Regions from separate parts of the Homo sapiens genome. Here region 2 is linked to region 1. A link is an interaction called in ENCODE POLR2A ChIA-PET data of the cell type or tissue named here. Cell type or tissue: PC-3. All regions are shown on one strand. Region 1 overlaps TTLL5 (tubulin tyrosine ligase like 5). Region 2 overlaps TTLL5 (tubulin tyrosine ligase like 5).

Evidence for each region. ChIA-PET counts read pairs that join two places held together with the same protein. Peaks named below come from ENCODE experiments on the same cell type or tissue, not always from the same donor. Only the 100,000 strongest peaks of a DNase experiment are listed, where the experiment ranks them.
Region 2: POLR2A ChIA-PET joins it to region 1 with 8 read pairs; 6 of 35 experiments call an interaction of 5 or more read pairs at or near these places.

Annotation. Positions count from the first base shown.
Region 1 is chr14:75,859,395-75,863,394 of GRCh38, reverse strand. The region is part of intron 28 of TTLL5 (tubulin tyrosine ligase like 5); the gene reads right to left. Among named protein-coding and RNA genes, the nearest start is that of TGFB3, 120 kb to the left of the region's middle. In PC-3, no CTCF peak of the experiment used is centred here; no DNase peak of the experiment used is centred here; H3K27ac peaks cover 2,661 bases.
Region 2 is chr14:75,781,286-75,785,285 of GRCh38, reverse strand. It overlaps TTLL5 (tubulin tyrosine ligase like 5), which reads right to left. Exons shown (of 32, transcript NM_015072.5): 25 at 2,713-2,799; 26 at 1,756-2,139. Among named protein-coding and RNA genes, the nearest start is that of TTLL5, 120 kb to the right of the region's middle. In PC-3, no CTCF peak of the experiment used is centred here; no DNase peak of the experiment used is centred here.

The DNA of each region.
Region 1 (4,000 bases):
CAACTGAAATAGCAATTTCATTCCCCTGTGATTGCCAGAAGACCTACAAGAAGAGTCCAGAGAGCTTCCAATGCAGGATGGGGGGCTAACTTAAGGCAGGAACAGATGCATGATCATTTTCTCTAACATCAACTTCAAAAGGAAAAGGGTTCATCACACAGAATTTGTTTTCTCTCAACCACCCATCAGTTAAATATCTAAATATTTTTTAGAAGTTGTTTATATTTGAGCTTATGTCCCTATGACTGGGTAACATAAATGGTGTGGGAAGACACTTTTTTTCATTATTCCAAATTTACCTCACAGGGTCCCCACTGAGGCTGACAATCTGTACACCTGAGGAAGGCGAAGGGCCGGTGGCCTTTTTGAGTAGTCAGTACCTATGCTATGTTATAGTATTTGTTAAATACTTTGACTATCTTCCTTGCCCAAATTATTTATTTATTTAGAGACAGGGTCTCAATCTGTAGCCCAGAATGGAGTGCAGTGGTGCAATCACAGCTCACCGTAGCCTCAACCTCCCCATGCTCAGGTGATCCTCCCACCTCAGCCTCCTGAGAAGCTGGGATTCTAGGTGTGTGCCATCATGCCTGGCTAATTTTTATATATTTTTTTTGTAGAGACGGGGGTTTAACCATGTTGCCCTGACTGGTCTCAAACTCCTGGGCTCAAGCGATCTGCCCACCTCAGCCTCCCAAAGTGCTTGGATTGCAGGCGTGAGCCACTGCACCCAGCTCCAAATTCTAGATTCTGGTGACCATGTCTGTGTACTTCCTAGCAGAAGTCTTTACAACTATAGCCTCCTACATTTCCCCTCTCAGATCACTTTTCCCAGTAGAAAAGACCCCATTTATACTACTTCATTCCCATTTGGCTATTATTAAAACAAAATACCTGACGATAACAAGGGTCGCTGAGGATGTGGAAAAACTGGAACCCTTGTGCAATGCTGGTGGGAAAGTAAAATGGTACAGTTACTCTGGAAAACACTTTAGGGGTTCCTCAAAAAGTGAAACACAAAATAACCAAATGATCCAGCAATTTTTCTTGTAGATATATACAGAAAAGAATTGAAATCAAAACTAATAACCGTACACCAATGTTCATAGCAGCATTGTACAAAATAGGCAAAAGGTGAAAACAACCCAAATGTCCATCAACAGATGAATCTACATACAATATTACTCAGGCTTAAAGAGAAAGGAAATTCTGACATATGCTGCAGCACATGTACAGAACCTTGAAGACATTATGCTAAGTGAAATAAGTCAGTCACGAAAGAACAAATATTATATGATGCCACTTATGTGAGGTACCTGGAATAGGCAAATTTTAGAGACAGAAAGTAGAATGGTGATTATCAAGGGCTATGGAATTAGGGAATAGGAAGTCATTTTTCAGTGAGTACAGAGCTTCAGTTTGGCATAATGACAAAGTTCTGGAGACAGATGGTGGCTAATAGTTGCAAAACAGTATAAATGTACTAAATACCACTGAATTGTACACTTTAAAATGGTTAAAATGGTAAATTTTATGCTAAATATATTTTAGTATGATTTTCTAAAGGTCTCATTTCTTTTGAGAACAGTCTTGTCAGTCCTTCCATCTCCTTAACACTTTTGGTTATTCTTCTTGGGACCATCTTTAATTACACTGTATTTCTTTTCCTTTTTAGGTACAGTGACAGGAAAATTGTACATAGAAGAAACATAAGACTTTCATAATGAACAACCTTGCTCCAAACCCTGGTTAAGGGGGCTTAGAAAAATGAAAGGGTGCCTAAATTGAGAAAAGTATTCATAGTGATTTAAATCAGTGTTATTCTTTCCTTTGTCATTAAAGTCATTTCAATGACAGAGGTGTAGGAACCCTGAAGTGAGGCTACACAGACCTTCCAGAGTCCTCACCTAAAAGCCACATAGGGTTATTTATAGCCTGGGTCCTGATGACTCAACAGAGCACTGAAGGAGGGAGCAAAGTGAAATGTTTGCCAAGCTCAGAAGTCCATGCTCCTCTGTTGCCTGTGCCCTCCCTCACAACCTGGTCTTTTCGGGCCTCTGCTTTGGTTTCCCAACTCTCTTAGAGAGATTTCCAAATCTCTCGTTAAGGGTAAGTCCGTGAACTGTATTCTTTCGGCTTTCTATCCCATAATCTCACCTCTGATATGTCACATCCCTTACTCATCTCCTCCCACAGTTTGGCTCCCACAGTTCAGTTGCTCAATTGTATACCATCTCCTAATCTTCTTGGAGAACACACCAAAAAGCTCAGAGCTTATCTATTAAGTTTTCTGAGTGCGACATTTGATCTTCAGTGATCCTTCTTGAAGTGCCTCAGTGTGCATGTTATCAGACAGTTAAAAGGGCATGATCTTTCCCAAGAGACTTCTAGACGTATGGAGAAACATGGTGAGCACTGATCAAATATAAATAAATACTTCAATACATTAGTGAAATGTTAACATTATTCACAAAGCAGGGTGCTGAGTGACAGTAAAACAGGATGACATCGTTAGGAAAGGAGGAGCCTGAGGAACCTATTATCTCTTTTCTCATTAGTGAGGGAAGAGAAAAGCTTACTGAAGATAAAACACCCAAAACTACTCAACAGCTACTGGCTCAGCTAAAGGAACGGAGTGAGCTGTGAACGAAAGGGGGAGCCACCAAGAAAGGTATCTAGGTTCAAGGCAGGAGTGGGCTGATCCAGTGAACAAATGAATACAAAGGAAAGAAACAGGTGAAAAAGAAGAAACTGCTTTAGCTGGCTAACCTTGAGATTTCCACACCAATTAGGGCAGGTGCTGCTTTGAATCCAGAATTAAACTATTAGTTACAACTGGACTAAAGTTCAGAAAGCCCATCAACAGTGGTTCTGCTTTCGTTCCTGCTTTGCTGGTTACAGAAGTTGCTAGCTACAGAAAGCAATCTAGACTCAGTGATTAGATTTTACAGTATTTATATAACTATGAAGCTTACATCAGAATTCATCTCACTGGCTAGATTGGTTCATTTGCTAAAAGCTGTTTTAATAACAAATATCCCCAGGAGACATTCACTTTAATGCCTTCTTGTGTATCAGAAATCAAAGTCTGAAACCAAACCAGGCCCCTTTATGTGGGGATGATCATGGACAGGTTTGCAGGTGTGTGAATATGAGGTGGGGGTCTGTGGATATATAAAGGGTAGGACAGTGGGCAAGAGAAGATCAAATAAGGAATTATGGATAAGAAAGGATGTGTTCCTCCAACTGCACACATATTGAACGGACTGGAACATCATAAACTTTTATAATGAAATCTGTTTTTAATCTCCTCAGTAACATAAGCCCAGTCTACAAATCACAAAAGGAAGTTTCTCAAGCAAGTAGAGGCTTTTAGCAAAGAGGCAGGCATTTTTACACTGCAACACTGGGTGGGGGCAGAAATGCTCAGCTGTGTAATGTAATAAGTGCCACGAGAAACTTGCTTGCTTTGAGTTACAGTGGGTGTCACTCAGCCCATGGTTTCTCACACTTAAAGCACAAGCCTTGGGGTTTGCAGTATGCTAATGCTATAATGATTGACACAGCGGAGGCCAGGTGTACCATAACTTGGCCTTTCCTTGATTTCTGGTGCCCAAGTTTATATATCTAAATATTCCTTTCTAGGCATCTCATACTTTCTATTTCAATGCAAAATTCCATCCCATTCTTGAACCTCAACGAATTCTATTTTTCTAATAATGTTTTTTCTACTCCTACCAAAAATTTTGAGGTTCAATCATTCTCTCCAAAATTTAGTGTTTTTCCTTGCTCAATGCTAAAACATAATATTGTACACAGGCCCCGTAAATATCTTCTAATTGATTTACTTTACTTCTACAACAGAGTACACAGAGCCAAGAGAATTAGCTGTGGGAAGGTTCTGTGCTTAACATCTGATTCAAAGTGAATTAGGCTGTATTTCCCCTTTACATATGTAGCAAATAGGCAACAATATTGCAAATTTTTCTAAATACTACAT
Region 2 (4,000 bases), 78 kb after region 1:
ATCGCTTGAACCTGGAGGTGGAAGATGCAGTGGGCCGAGATCGTGCCACTGCACTCCAGCCTGGCGGCACAGCAACAATCCGTCTCAAAAAAAAAAAAAAAAAAAAAAAGGAGGAAATCTCTGTGACACTTGATTAGGCAACAGTATTCCAGACATGATACCAAAAGCACAAGTGACAATAGAAAAAAAACAGATAAACTGGACATCATTAAAATCTAAAACTTTTGTGCTTCAAGAAAGTGAAAAGATAACCATCAAGTAGGGAAAAAATATTTATAAATCCTATCTGACAAAGGGTTTTTATCTAGAGTATATAAAGAACATTTACATTCAACAATAAAAAGGAAAACATATGAATTTTAAAAAGGGCAAATAATTTAAATAGACATTCCTCCAAAGAAGATATACAAAAATCCAATAAGCAAATGAAAAGATATTCAACATCATTAGCCATTAGGGAAATGCAAATCATAACCACAAAAAAGAGATACTATTTCATACCCATTAGGATGTGAAAATCAAAAACAGAGACAACTCATAGTTTTGGCAAGGACAGGGAGAAACTGGAACCCTCAAACATTGCTGTTAGTAAAAGGGCACAGCGACTTTGGAAAACAGTTTAGAAGTTCCTCAAAAAGAGGAAATACAAAAAGTTATCATATGAACCAACAATTCCACTCTAGCTATACACTCAAGAGAAATAAAAACATATGTCCACACGAAAACTTACAAACAAATGTTCATAGCAGCATTATTCATAATGGCCAAAAGGTATAAACAAATCAAATGCCCCTCAACTAATGGCTAAACAAATTGTGGTATATCCATACAATGGAATATTATTCAGCCATAAAGGGAATGAAGTTCCTACTACAACGTGGATGAACCTGAAAAACATTATGCTAAGTGAAAGCAGCCATTCACAAAAGACCACCTATTATGATTTTACTTATATACAATGTCCAGAATAGAAAGCAGCCATTCACAAAAGACTACCTATTATATGATTTTACTTATATAAAAATGTCCAGAATAGACAAATCTGTAAAAACAGAGAAGTAGATCAGTGGTTGCCAGGGGCTTGGGGGAGGAAGAAACAGACCGTGGCTGCTAACAGGTATGGGGTTTCTTTTGGAGATGATGAAAATGTTCTAAAATTAGATACTGGTGTCGAATGTACAAGTCTGTGAAGATAGATATATATATAACCACTGAATTACTGAATTGTACATTTTAAAAGGGTGAATTTGATAGAATGTAAATTATATCTCAATAAAGCTGTTATTAAAAAATGGAGGACAAACTTGACACTATAGGTCTATTTCAGTTAAAATGATATAACCTATTCTAAGAATTCTTTGGTTATTTATTCAGGTCATTCTTGCCTAAAAACTAACTTGTCTGATGTTGGGAATAACTATTTGAAGCACAGAGAATGCATATAGCACACTCATAGATGGTTATCTGTGACAGGAAATCTCTTGACTAGGCTGTAGGCTCCTAGTGAACAGAAGCCTTGTCAGATTCATCTCTTTATCTCCAGTACCTAAAAGAAGTCCTGTTTCCCTTTGTGTCAATGAAGGCATGCTACTGGATGCAATGCAAAAGTCTTCTTTAGTCACGTCAGAACAATGCAGTGTGTGTCCATTTCCATTTCAAAATTTAAAAAAAGGCAAAGGGAAGAGATGACATCCTTTCTTTATTGGGGCTGGGGAGGAGCTCACATTGTGGACTGTCTTTCGTTCTCTCACTCACCTGCCTTTGCTGAAGAGGGACGAGACAGTTTCTGGCTATAGATGTGTGCAGCACTTTGGAAGGAAGAAAAGGGACCAATGGTGTGACTTCCTGATCGACAGCGTGGCAGGCCAGTAGGGCTTGGGATGTTCTGTGCCCCGGGATGTAGGCAGGGAGAAGCACTGGCAGAGACTGTGTTCAGTAAAATTGTTGGCTGGTGAGGCATGCTGGGGATAGCTGAAGGAATTTGAGATAAAGAAGAATGGTGGCAAGGCCCTGGAGAGAGGTCAGAGGTTGTAACAGATGACAAATGGGTGTTGGGAATTTTCTGCAGAGTAGCAGTAGGACCAGAGGAGGAATTGCTATAAACTAATTTTGCCTCTTTTTCTGCTGAAGTGGTAAATCCTATTAAAAACAAAACAAAACAAGACATCATTATAGGAAAAACAAACATACAATCTCTATAAAACAAATATTTTTAAAACATAAACATCACAATAATCTTGGCATGAAACAGAAATCATGAAAAATACAGACTTTAATGAGTGTTCATCATAAACTTAATGATTTTTGCCTACCAGAAACAACCTGGCAACAGAAATAGGAATTTACTTTTATTCCTTTCTAAAAGCTGGAGTTGGGACTACCTCTATGAAACAGAGCAGGCATGTCTTACACATGTTAGGACATCAAGATGAAGTCTCCACTAGCAACAGCTAATTCCTCTCCCCCTTCTTTTCACCCTTCTAGGAACAAAGAATGCACTTAGAATTTCTAAACTTAAGAAAACGAAAAAGTCTTTGGAAGGAAAATAGCTTATCAATAGATAAGAGAAAATTCTAAGGGAAAAGGAAAAAGAAAAATATTTCTTTGGGGTAATGTTCCATGCTTTAGAAATATTTAATATCTGATGACTATTTCCTTCTTTTAGGAAATTATCAGAGAGCAGCAAATCTAGGTAGGTTTGAAATCACTCACGAGATAATTTATCAGAATGAATTTCTGTCGTCTGTTGCTGTTTAGGTGGCTTTATTTTCACTTCTTCCATTATAGTCTCAGGGTGATCTGAAATAAGAAATAATGAGCTTGGACTCTCTTATAATCAATTGCAAGTCCGCTGTTCTATACATAATTTTATTCCCAAAAATATAACACAACTGCTAATCAATGCTGGGAAACATGGCACGTCTCATCACACTTTTCCAAAGATGAAGACACCCACAGCCCTAAGGAGTAGGCAACCAATTAAATGATTCCCAGCTATTCCCAATCCCAGCTACAGTTAACTGAACTGGCGAACGGTACCTAAACCCAGGGCAGCCATCCACGGACAGCCAACAAGCTAGGGCTTATCTGGAAAAATAATAATAATAATAAGGGCAGTCAGATTTATGCCAGGAATTCAGACTGAGGGTTCTAAGAGATCACGCTGGTTGGTGGTAGCCCCTGGAGCCAAGAAGTTACAATATATATGGAGCAGCGAAGCTACCCCGAGACAGCAAGAGCGGTCCCACTATTTCTTGGCATAATACCTGGATACTACGATGGCTCTGTATCTTAAACTCCTCAGCTTTTTTTTTTTTTTTTTTTTTTTGAACAAAGTTTCACTCTTGTTGCTGCCTAGGCTGGAGCGCAATTGCGCGATCTTGGCTCACTGCAACCTCTGCCTCCCAGTTCAAGCGATTCTCCTGCCTCAGCCTCCTGAGTACTTGGGATTTACAGGTGCCTGCCACCACACCCGGCTAATTTTTGTATATTTAGTAGAGACAGGCTTTCACCATGTTGACCAGGCTGGTCTTGAACTTCTGACCTCAGGTGATCCACCTGCCTCAGCTTCCCAAAGTGCTGGGATTACAGGCGTGAGCCACCATGCCCGGCCTAAACTCTTCAGTTTTACTGGAGATAGGTTGATCAGTATATTCAATAATAGTATCACTCTAATCAATTTTGACATTAATAACTAATTTTTTCCACTACAGAATTTTGAAACAGAATAGCCAGAGCTAATCATATATAAAAATATTCCAAAATCTTTGTCAAGGGCTAGAATCATACAAAAACTTAAGAAAGGCCATTTTATAGATCATCTTTCAGAGTGAAAGAATAAAGACATACGAATTTTCTCCCCTCCATCGCCAATAGCAGTGGTAACACTGTCACACACTTGTTTGTTCATGTTTGAAATGACTCCAGATACTATACTATCAAATGTCATAATGTTGTTTCCTTGATTGACGTCTTCCTACTGCCCCCGCCGGCCAGTTAT